2 separate regions of the Homo sapiens genome follow, and region 2 is linked to region 1. A link is a contact called in ENCODE POLR2A ChIA-PET data. All regions are on one chromosome and are shown on one strand. The core of a region is the stretch at or near the end of the contact, and the rest is flanking DNA. Distances in the headings are between cores, read along the strand shown.

The links. ChIA-PET counts read pairs that join two places held with the same protein, here RNA polymerase II (POLR2A).
Region 2: POLR2A ChIA-PET joins it to region 1 with 12 read pairs in Caco-2. The contact joins two enhancer-like sites. POLR2A ChIA-PET finds 5 or more read pairs at or near these places in 3 of 52 experiments (Caco-2, OCI-LY7 and WTC11).

Annotation. Positions count from the first base shown.
Region 1 is chr19:4,607,886-4,613,802 of GRCh38, forward strand. No RefSeq gene overlaps it. Among named protein-coding and RNA genes, the nearest start is that of TNFAIP8L1, 29 kb to the right of the region's middle. Within about 2 kb of position 2,429, at least 5 of the 41 ENCODE cell types and tissues checked have a DNase peak (open chromatin) inside an H3K27ac peak, as active enhancers do.
Region 2 is chr19:4,793,020-4,798,936 of GRCh38, forward strand. It overlaps FEM1A (fem-1 homolog A), which reads left to right. Exons shown (of 1, transcript NM_018708.3): 1 at 1-5,917. The coding sequence ends at 845. Among named protein-coding and RNA genes, the nearest start is that of FEM1A, 4.2 kb to the left of the region's middle. RefSeq lists an enhancer at 1-339. Within about 2 kb of position 2,577, at least 4 of the 41 ENCODE cell types and tissues checked have a DNase peak (open chromatin) inside an H3K27ac peak, as active enhancers do.

The sequences.
Region 1 (5,917 bases), core at 1,179-3,678:
ATTGCTTGAACCCGGAAGGCGGAGGTTGTGGTGAGCCGAGATTGCGCCATTGCACTCCAGTGTGGGCAACAGAGCAAAACTCCATCTCAAAAAAAAGAAAAAAGAATGAGCGCAGCCTGGGTTGTGGCGGGGGGGGCTCCTACCTGTAATCCCAGTGCTTTGGGAGGCTGAAGTGGGAGGATCACTTGAGGCCAGGAGTTAAAGACCAACCTGGGCAACATAGTCAGACCCCCATCACAAAAAAAATAAAAAAATTAGCCAGGTGTGGTGGCGCACATCTATAGTCCAGCTACTTGGGAGGCTGAGATGGGAGGATTGCTTCAGCCCAGGAGGTCGAGGCTGTAGTGAGCAATGATTGTGTCTCTGCACTCCAGCCTGGGTGGCAGAGTGAGACCCCATCTCAAAACAAAAAATTGAATTAGTTCCCGTGTACGGGTTGTTCAAAGCAAGATAACACAGCAAAGGACCATGAAGCCTGCAGATGAATTTCATCTCGAGGTCCTGAATCAATTACATCTGCAAAGACCCTATTTCCAAAAAAGCTCATATTCTGAGGTTCTGGGTGTGTATAATTTTTTTTTTTCAGACAGGGTCTCACTCTGTTGCCCAGGCTGGAGTGCAGTGGTGTGATCTCGGCTCACTGCAGCCTTTACCTCCCCGGTTGACGTGATTCTCCTGCCTCAGCCTCCTGAGTAGCTAGGATTACAGGCAGCTGCCACCATGCCCGGCTAATTTTTGTATTTGTATTTTTATTACTTATGATCTTTTTCCTGAGACCAAGTCTCACTCTGCCACCCAGGCTGGAGTGCAGTTGTGTGATCTTGGCTTACTGCAACCTCTGCCTTCTGGGTTCAAGCGGTTCTCCTGTCTCAGCCTCCCGAGTAGCTGGGACTACAGGCGTGTGCTACCACCCCCGGCTAATTTTTGTATTTTTAGTAGAGACGGGGTTTCATCATGTTGGCCAGGCTGGCCTCGAACTCCTGACCTCAAGTGATCCATCTGCCTCGGCCTCCCAAAGTGCTGAGATTATTACAGGTGTGAGCCACCGTGCCCGACCTATTTATTTATTTATTTTTGAGACGCAGTCTCGCTCGTCACGAGGCTGGGGTGCAGTGGCGCGATCTTGGCTCACTGCAACCTCTGCCTCCTGGGTTCAAATGATTCCCCTGCCTCAGCCTTCTGAGTAGCTTGGACTACAGCCGTGTGTCACCATGCCTGGCTAATATATATTTTTTTTTTTTGTATTTTAGTAGAGACAAGATTTCTCTATGTTGGCCAGGATGGTCTCGATCTCCTGACCTCATGTTCCACCCACCTCGGCCTCCCAAAGTGCTGGGATTACAGGCATGAGCCATCGCGCCCGGGCTTTTATTTTAATTTCTATTTATTTATTTATTTTGAGATGGAGTTTCACTCTTGTTGCCTAGGCTGGAGTGCAGTGGCACAATCTCAGCTCACTGCAACCTCTGCCTCCCAGGTTCAAGTGATTCCCCTGCCTCGGCCTCCTGAATAGCTGAGATTACAGGCACTCACCACCATGCCTGGCTAATTTTTGTATTTTTAGTAGAGACGGGGTTTCACCATGTTGGCCGGGCTGGTCTCAAATTCCTGACCTCAAGTGATTCGTCCACCTCATCCTCCCAAAATGCTGAGATTACAGGCTTGAACCACCGCGCCCAACCGAGGTGTATGTATTTTTTTTTTTTTTTTTTTTTTTTTGAGACAGAGTCTCGCTCTGTCGCCCAGGCTGGAGTACACTGGGATGATCTTGGCTCACTGCAACCTCTGCCTTCCAGATTCAAGCGATTCTCCTGCCTCAGCCTCTCGAGTAGCTGGGACTACAGACGCGTACTGCCACGCCCAGCTAATTTTTTGTATTTTTAGTAGAGACGGGGTTTCACTGTGTTAGCCAGGATTGTCTCGATCTCCTGACCTCGTGATCCACCCGCCTCAGCCTCCCAAAGTGCTGGGAGTACAGGCCTGAGCCACCGGTCCCAACCGAAGTGTATGTAATTTTTGAATTTATTTTTGCAGGCAGGCACTACTCAACATGGTACAATGTGTGCTTGTTCCTATCTGCCTCCTGCTCTGGAATGTCAACTCCAGGAGGGCAGACTTCTGTCTGTCTTGAATGCCACAGTGTCCCCTGTACCTCAAATACTGTTTGGCACACAGTAGGCACTCAATACGTGTTTGTTTATTCCGCAAACAACTATGAAGCACCCACTGTGTTGTTCTCACACGGAGGTGGAGTTTTTCATGCTCCGAGGACTTGGGGCAGAGAGAAGGACAAGTAGGAGCCACGGTGACTGCGACTTCCTTTTTTTTTTCTGCAGCCTCAGGTGCCAGCAGCAATAACACAGGACCTCTAGGCAGAGGAAGGGAAGAGGCGCTGAGGGAGGCAGGGCTTCTGCGGCGGGGAGGGGGGGGCAGAGCCCCTGGGGATCAGGCCAGGGAGGCGGGAGTCCTGCTGGAGTCCCTGGGGTCCCCAGCAGAGAGGCTGGCTGGCTGCCCTGCCCTGGCCTGGCTGCTTTTTCTGGCTTGGACGGGAAGGGCTGACACCGCCAGAGGAGGGCAGGGTGGAGGCGGGGAGGGGGCCCGCACCTGGACCCAGGAAGAGGTGGGGGAAAGAAGTGGAGCCTGGGAAGGGGAGACAGAGGAGGTGAGGAGAGAAAGAGAGAAACCAAGAGAGATAGAAAGAGACCCACACAGAGAAGCTGAGCTGGAGTCAGACAGATAAAAGACACGGAGAGACTCACGCAGAAGGTGGCAAAGACAGAAACACAGAGAGATGGACAGAGACAGTCAGAGATAAAGGGAGACTCAGAGAGACAGAGGAGACCCACAGAGATACAGACTCAGAGAGATAGAGAGACACAGACCTAGAGAGAGAGAGAACAACAGAGACAGAGATAGAAAGAGATAGTCAGAGATAAAAGGAGACTCAGAGAGATGGAGAATTAGCCGGGCGTGGTGGCGGGCGCCTGTGATCCCAGCTACTCGGGAGGCTGAGGCAGGAGAATCGCTTGAACCCGGGAGGCAGAGGTTGCAGTGAACCGAGATTGCACCACTGCACTCCAGCCTGGGAGACAGAGGGAGACTGTCCCCCCGCCAAAAAAGAGAGAGAGAGAGAGAGACAAAGAGACTTAGAGAGAGAGAGAGAGGGAAAGAAAGACAGGGATAAAAGTAGATTCAAAGAGACAGAGAGAAAACAAGAGAAAGGAGACCAATAGAGATCAAAAGAGGTAGTCAGAGATAAAAAGAGACTCAGAGAGACCTAGAGACAGAGAAAGACAGAGACAGAGACTTAGAAAGAGAATGGGGAAGAAACAGAGAGATAGAGGCAGGCGAGAGGCTCCCTAGCCCATCCCCCTCCCCAATTTTCCTCTCTGGGGCACCCCTGGGGTCTGGGGCTCTAACCCTGTCCTGGTCCCCACCCCTCCCCCTAGCTGGTACTTCAGACCCCCTCCACAAACTGGCTGAGTGCCCCCAGTCCCTAACTCAGGGTCTCCTCAGCTCAGAGCTCCGGGGCTCAGCCCTGAGACCTTCTGGGATTCAGGATCCGAATGCCCAGTGGAGCCAGAATCTGAATCCCAGAGGCAGGGACACCATTAATCCTGGAAAGAGGGCACCCCCTCCACCCGGGCCTGAGCTGAGAGCGGGGAGGCTGTCTATATGAAGCCCCCACTTCACACTTCCCACAGGAGAGATTCACCCTGTTTCACAGGGGAGGAAACTGAGGCTTGGAGAAAGACGGGATTGTGGAGAGGTACACGTTTGTTCATCCAGAAAATATGCACTGAGATGGGCGCAGTGGCTCATGCCTGTAATCCCAACACTTTGGGAGCCCGAGGTGGGCAGATCACCTGAGGTCAGGAGTTCGAGACCAGCCTGACCAACATGATGAAACCCCGTCTCTACTTAAAAATACAAAAATTAGCCGGGCGTGGTGGCGGGCGCCTGTAATCCCAGCTACTCAGGAGGCTGAGGGAGGAAAATCGCTTGAACCTGGGAGGCAGAGGTTGCAGTGAGTGGAGATCACGCCACTGCACTCCAGCCTGGGTGACAGAGTGAGACTCCGTCTCAAAAAAAAGAAAGAGAAAAAAATGAGAGCGGGAAAGAAAGAAAGAATACTGGGTATCATATAATTGACTCATAAATATTTCAATTTTTCAATTTGTATCTTTTTTTTTTTTTTTGAGACAGAGTTTCTCTCTTGTTGCACAGGCTGGCGTGCAATGGCGCAATCTCGGCTCACTGCAACCTCCACTTCCTGGGTTCAAGCAGTTCTCCTTCCTCTAACTGGGATTATAGGAGTGCGCTACCACGCCTGGCTAATTTTGTATTTTTAGTAAAGACAGGGTTTTACCACATTGATCAGGCTAGTCTTGAGCTCCTGACCTCAAGTGATTCACCTGCCTAGGCCTCCCAAAGAGCTGGTATTATAGGCATGACCAATTGGTATCTTTAAAAGATAAGGAGGACTATGCTGAAAATTTTAACAATGGCCACCTGCAGTGGCTCATGCCTGTAATCCCAGCACTTTGAGAGGCTGAGGCAGGTGGATCACTGGAGGCCAAGAGTTCGAGACCAACCTGGCCAACATGGTGAAATGCCATTTCTAATAAAAATACAAAAATTAGCTGGGCGTGGTGGCAGGGGCCTGTAATCCCAGCTACATGGGAGGCTGAGGCAGGACAATCATTTGAACCAGGGAGGCAGAGGTTCCAGTGAGCCGAGATCGTGCCACTGCACTCCAGCCTGGGCAACAGAATGAGACGGAGTCTTGCTCTGTCACCCAGGCTGGAGTGCAGTGGCACGATCTTAGGTCACTGCAAGCTCTGCCTCCCAGGTTCACGCCATTCTCCTACCTCAGCCTCCTGAGTAGCTGGGACTACAGGCATATGCCACCACGCCCGGCTAATTTTTGTATTTTTAGCAGAGACGGGGTTTCACCATGTTAGCCAGGATGGTCTCGATCTCCTGACCTCGTGATCCACCCACCTTGGCCTCTCAAAGTGCTGGGATTACAGGTGTGAGCCACCGTGCCTGGCCAACAATAATTTTATTCTATCAGCAAATATCTCATCGGCCTCAAATTTCTATCAAAAGTGTCATAATTTTTTTTACAGTTTGGAGCATGATCCAAATACAGTTCACACATGTATTTGGTTGATATGTCTTTTTTTTTTTTTTTTTTGAGACCGAGTCTTGCTCTGTCACCCAGGCTGGAGTGCGGTGGCGTGATCTCGGCTCACTGCAATCTCCACCTCCCGGGTTCACGCCATTCTCCTGCCTCAGCCTCCTGAGTAGCTGGGACTGCAGGCACCCACCGCCACACCCTGCAAATTTTTTGTATTTTTAGTAGAGACGGGGTTTCACCATGTTAGCCAGAATGGTCTTGATTTCCTGACCTCGTGATCCACCCGCCTTGGCCTCTCAAAATGCTGGGATTACAGGCGTGAGCCACCGTGCCTGGCTGCTTGATATGTCTTAAAGTTTCTTTTAGCCTATAGGTTCCTATCCATCGCTTTCTCTTCTTTTTTTTTTTCGTGTAATTTATTTGCTGATGATGCATTATTTTATTTTAGGTGTATTCAAAAGAACATACACATGGATTTTGTTTATTCTTTGTTGTTTCTATGTATGCAATCTGACAGCCTATGTCTTTTAAGCGATCAGTTTAATTCATTTATATTTATTGTGTTTGCCAACATATTTGGCTTTATTTTCATCACTTTCTTTGATTGTATTTTATAGTTAATATGAATTTTTTCTGCTGCTTCCTTTTCATCTTCTCTTCAACCTTCTGCTGAATTTGCCAGATTTTCTTTGTTCCTTCTCTTTTTTTTTTTTTTTTGAGACAAGAGTTTCGCTCTTTTTGCCCAGGCTAGAGTGCAATGGCGTGATCTTGGCT
Region 2 (5,917 bases), core at 1,327-3,826, 190 kb after region 1:
CTTCCTATTACATCCGTTACAGGGGTGCCGTGTACGCCGACTCGGGCAATTTCGAGCGCTGCATCCGCTTGTGGAAGTACGCCCTGGACATGCAACAGAGCAACCTGGAGCCTCTGAGCCCCATGACCGCCAGCAGCTTCCTCTCCTTCGCGGAACTCTTCTCCTACGTGCTTCAGGACCGGGCCGCCAAAGGCAGCCTGGGCACCCAGATCGGCTTTGCAGACCTCATGGGGGTTCTCACCAAAGGGGTCCGGGAAGTGGAACGGGCCCTGCAGCTGCCCAGGGAGCCCGGAGACTCAGCCCAGTTCACCAAGGCGCTGGCCATCATCCTCCACCTGCTCTACCTGCTGGAGAAAGTGGAGTGCACCCCCAGCCAGGAGCACCTGAAGCACCAGACCGTCTACCGCCTGCTCAAGTGCGCGCCCAGGGGCAAGAACGGCTTCACCCCTCTGCACATGGCTGTGGACAAGGACACCACAAACGTGGGCCGCTATCCCGTGGGCAGATTCCCCTCCCTGCACGTGGTCAAAGTGCTGCTCGACTGCGGGGCCGACCCGGACAGCAGGGATTTTGACAACAACACCCCGCTACACATAGCAGCCCAGAACAACTGCCCGGCCATCATGAATGCCCTGATCGAAGCAGGGGCCCACATGGACGCCACCAATGCCTTCAAGAAGACGGCCTACGAGCTGCTGGACGAGAAGCTGCTGGCCAGGGGTACCATGCAGCCCTTCAACTACGTGACCCTGCAGTGCCTTGCGGCCCGGGCCCTGGATAAGAACAAGATCCCTTACAAGGGCTTCATCCCGGAAGATCTGGAGGCGTTCATCGAACTGCACTGACCTGCCCAGAACGCCTGCACCCTCACCTCTCCCCTCTCCTGCTGAGATGGGGGAAATCCGGCTGCGGCATAGCAGATGCTCGTTCTTGCCTCCTTCAGGCACCAATCAGGAGAAGGGTTCTGCCTCCCATCCCCTCTACCTGCAGACAGGGTCGGAGGTGTTAGCGAGCCTTTGGTGCTAGAAGCCTGCGGGGTCATGTGCTAAGAGGACAGTCTTTCTCCGGGAGCCCGCTCACTCATTCTGAGTTAGGAAAAGACACAAGACCTTCCCCACATCCTGTCTGCCTGGGTTAGGGAGGCCTTTGCCTTGTTACCTAGAGGCGGAGGGACTGAAGCCATTGCGTTCCTTCCCTGCTAGAAACACAGGAAGAAGTTGAGGACTGTCTGCCTTCCCTCGTCCCTTTACCTGGCCAGATAACTCCAGCCGCTGAATACAGTGTTAGGACTGGGGGCTCCTGAGATGAGAGTTTGAGATTCAGGGAATGAGACCACCTCTCATTTCTTCCAGCATGATCGCGCCCTGCTCCCGTGCCACCGTAGTCCCTGGCAGACAGGCAGGGCTCTGCCCAGGGCAGCCTGCCACTTGCATAGCTTTCGGTTGGTTTGGTGTTCTGTTTATTTAATAAGTGGGCAGGTTGCAAGCGTTGCACAGAAATTCTGAGATTTTACTGCCTTTTTTTTTTTTTTTAAGAAAGTTGTTTGTTGGACTCCATAAGTGAATTTCAAGCAGTGAGGATTTTGTGGTGCCTGAGATGGCCGAGGGCACAGGGAGTGAGCTGTATGTGTGAGGAATTTGGTGAGCGAGATAAAAGTCCACGGTGTCAACCCCTAAAACATGGGTGACCGTACATTTTTATACATCTCCACTCTACGGCCTTTTACAGGCTTTCCGATTTTACAGGCCTTTCCAAGTTTCCATTCTCCTTAGAGAGAGAACTGTGCTTCCAAACAGAAATCAGGAGTGACCACAAAGCCTGAAAACACTTTGCCACCCAGCAAAGAACTGGCACAATTGGTTTGGGTCTGCATTGCCATAGTGCCCGAGTTAAAACTGCAGGCCACTCTGCCTTGCAGTGGCCTCTGATTTCATTGTGGGTGCATCCACAGGTGGCCCGAGCTGTTCTTTCAGCTGCTCCAAGGATTGAGACCCAAGTCATCATGAAAAAGGCCCAAGTACAGTCTTAATGCGATAAATCCACTAGCTAAGACGTCGAGTGCCAAGACCAGCCTTCCAGCCGAGGTTTGGACAAAGTCTCAGGTTCCCGTGACTCAGGGTAAGGTGCTGGGGCTGCCAGAGGACCTGCCCCAGCAAGATTTTTGTCAAGAGCGAGACTCCATCAGCCCAGGCAGACGGGAGCAGGTTCTTGGCCAGCGTAGACAGCAGCAAACAGCAGCAGGGAAGCCATTCTCACTGCATCCTCCCTGCAGTAGCCACGGCCAGGCCCTTAGGAGGAGCAGTGACCGGGGGTGTCCAGAAATATCCTGTCCCTGGATGGAAACTAGGTCTCGTTTGGATTTTTTTTTTTTTTTGCCGTGTTAGGAAATTATTTATTAATTTACAAGACAGGTTTTAACTCAGCCGAGGTGGGAAATGGTGTCCCTGTCCCTCCCAAAGCACAGAGCACAGAAATGAGGCCGTTTACATGGCGAGTCTCCGTGCTGGTGTTTAAGTCATTAAAAAGATACTCAAAGAGAATGGCCTGCCTGATGCGTCCTTGGCGTGGGTTAACTGGGGAAGTCGGAGGTGGGTGAGTCAGTCCATGGCATTGGTGTGAGTGAACAGAGAGCCCTAGGGCCACCTCCCCTAGCCAGAGGGGTTTCTGTGTTACATACTGGGGCTTTTTTTTTTTTTTTGAGACAGAGTCTCACCCTGTCCCCCAGGCTGGAGTGCAATGGCGCGATCTCAGCTCACTGCAACCTCTGCCTCCTGGGTTCAAACAATTCTGCTTCAGCCTCCTGAGTAGCTGAGATTACAGGCACCTGCCACTATGCCCAGCTAATTTTTGTATTTTCTGTAGAGGCAGGTTTTGCCATGTTGGCCAGGCTGGTCTCAAACTCCTGAACTCAAGCGATCCTCCCACCTCAGCCTCCCAAAGTGCTGGAATTACAAGCATGAACCACTGCACCTGGCCTCTATGTTACATACTGGGGCTTTGTGTAAAATTTCATTTGAAAAACAGTATGTTGCTCTTTGAAAAAAAGCCTGGGCAACATAGTGAGAGCCTGTCTTTACAAAAATAAAAAATAGGCTGGGTACGGTGGCTCACATCTGTAATCTCAGCACCTTGGGAAGCCTGGGCAACATAGTAAGACCTCTGTCTCTACATTTTTTTTTTTTTTTTTTTTGAGATGGAGTCTTGCTCTGTCACCCAGGCTGGAGTGCAGTGACGCCATCTCGGCTCACTGCAACCGCTGCCTCCCGGGTTCAAGTGATTCTCCTGCCTCAGCCTCCTGAGCATCTGGGACTACAGGCATACACCACCATGCCTGGCTAATTGTGTATTTTTAGCAGAGACGGGGTTTCACCATATTGGCCATGCTGGTCTCAAACTCCTGACCTTGTGATCCACTCGCCTCGGCCTCCTAAAGTGCTGGGATTATAGGTGTGAGCCACCACGCCTGGCCCTTTTTTGTTTTCCTTTATCTGCCATCTCATCTCACCTCCTTGTGTAAACTTGTTCCATTCTAAAATTCTGGTTTTCTCCATATCAGAACAGTCAAACCCCCACCAGAAAGCACCACCCCGTTAGCTGGGTCCATGGGATTTTGCTGAGCCCCTGCCATGTGCCAGGCAGGTTTCAGGCCCCCTTGGGGATAAGGATTGAGCTGTCGATATGAACGTCCGGTTAATCCCTGTGCGCCCGCCTCACGTGGCAGTGGGGAGAGGCCCTGCTGTGGGGCACCGCATGCTGCTTCCATGGTGCATTGGGTTGGAGGGCTCTTCTCCCGAGGGTGGGTGTCTCCCATCTCTTGCCTTCACACACCTGCTGTCTTGTTTCATTTGGGACTGGACAGTCCCACAGGTGACAGCTGTTGGGCTGTTGTATGCCTGTTTGGTGTTGCATCAAAGGAGTGGGTTTGAATCAGCAGGTGCTCTCAAAGCTGTCTCCTGGGAGACACAGTACTAGTGAGCATTTATTGAGCACCTACTGTATGCCAGGCACCATTTTCTGTGGTTAAATGCACTGCCTGTTTACACAACAGCCCTCTAAAGGAGGAAAAACATATCAGAGTCCCATGGATGGAAGAAAAATAATGAAGTAGGAAAAACGGCCCTCTTAAGATGAAGGTCATCTTTTTTTTTTTTTTTTTTTTTTTTTGAGACGGAGTCTCTGTCGCTCAGGCTGGAGTGCAGTGGTGTGATCTCGGCTCACTGCAAGCTCAGCCTCCCGGGTTCACACCATTCTCCTGCCTCAGCCTCCCGAGTAGCTGGGACTACAGGCACCTGCCACCATGCCCGGCTAATTTTTTGTATTTTTAGTAGAGATGGGGTTTCACCGTGTTAGGATAGTCTTGATCTCCTGACCTCATGATCCGCCCACCTCGGCCTCCCAAAGTGCTGGGATTACAGGCATGAGCCACCGCACCCGACCAGATGAAGGCCATCTTAAAGCTCAACCAGTTTCAGGTGAGGGCTGATCCAGCAGATCCCAATTATTCCTAAAGACCTGGTTGATAGCTCCCTTGAGACTGGGGTGGGGTGGGTGTCCCAAGATGACCGCCAGCAGAAAAGAGAGCATCTTTCTCCCAGTCAAAAGCCAAAGTAGGACCTATCTAAAGTAAGTCCTGGCCGGGCACGGTGGCTCACACCTGTAATCCCAGCACCTTGGGAGGCTGAGGCTGGAGGATCGCTTGAGCCTGGGAGTTTGAGACCATCATGGGCAGCAAAGTGAGATCCTGTCTCTACAAAAAAAAAAAAAAAAAAAAATTAGCCATGTGTAGTGATATGTAGTCCCAGCTGCTACTGGGGAGGCTGAAGCAGGAGGATTGATTGAGCCCAGGAGTTTGAGGCTGCAGTGAGCCTTAATGGCACCATCACACTCCAGCCTGGGCAACAGAGTGAGACCCTGTTTCAAAAAAACAAAGCAGGGCCGGGCGCAGGGGCTCACGCCAGTAATCCCAGCACTTTGGGAGGCCAAGGCGGGCGGATCACGAGGTCAGGAGATCGAGACCATCCTGGCTAACACGGTGAAACCCCGTCTCTACTAAAAATACAAAAATTAGCCGGGTGTGGTGGCAGGTGCCTGTAGTCCCAGCTACTCCGGAGTCTGAGGCAGGAGAATGGCGTGAACCCGGGAGGCGGAGCTTGCAGTGAGCCGAGATCGCACCACTGCACTCCAGCCTGGGCGACAGAGCGAGACTCCGTCTCAAAAAACAAACAAACAAACAAACAAAACAAAGCAGGTCCGGTATGGCAGGCGGGGGAACTGAGGCTACTAAGAGACATTAAGATGCTTAAGGACAGCCGGGCGCGGTGGCAGACGCCTGTAATCCCAGCACTTTGGGAGGCTGAGGCGGGCGGATCACGAGGTCAGGAGACCAAGACCATCCTGGCTAACACGGTGAAACCCCGTCTCTCTACTAAAAGCACAAAAAATTAGCCAGGCATGGTGGTGGGCGCTTGTAGTCCCAGCTACTCGGGAGGCTGAGGCAGGAGAATGGTGTGAACTCAGGAGGCGGAGCTTGCAGTGAGCCGAGATCGCACCACTGCACTCCAGCCTGGGCGACAGAGCACAAGACTCCATCTCAAAAAAAAAAAAAAGAAAGAAAAATGCCTAAGGACACAGCGCATGAAGGAAGGGTCGAGATTGGAACCCAGGACCGTCAGAGTTCATACCTTGTGCTGATTCTCCATCCGGGACGCCAGACACATGGATCCCTTTCCCCTGCTTTCTGGTGTTGTTTTGGCACAAGCTCTCCCATCCCTGGGGCAGGTGGCCATCCTGCCTCCGCATCCTGAGCGTCTGTTTCCCTCGGGGATCTGCCAGACTCAGCCCCCTAACCCCAAGAAAATCACTCACAAAAATCATCTGAGCTAAATGCTTGCTTTGAAAGCTCAGACCTGGGGATTGT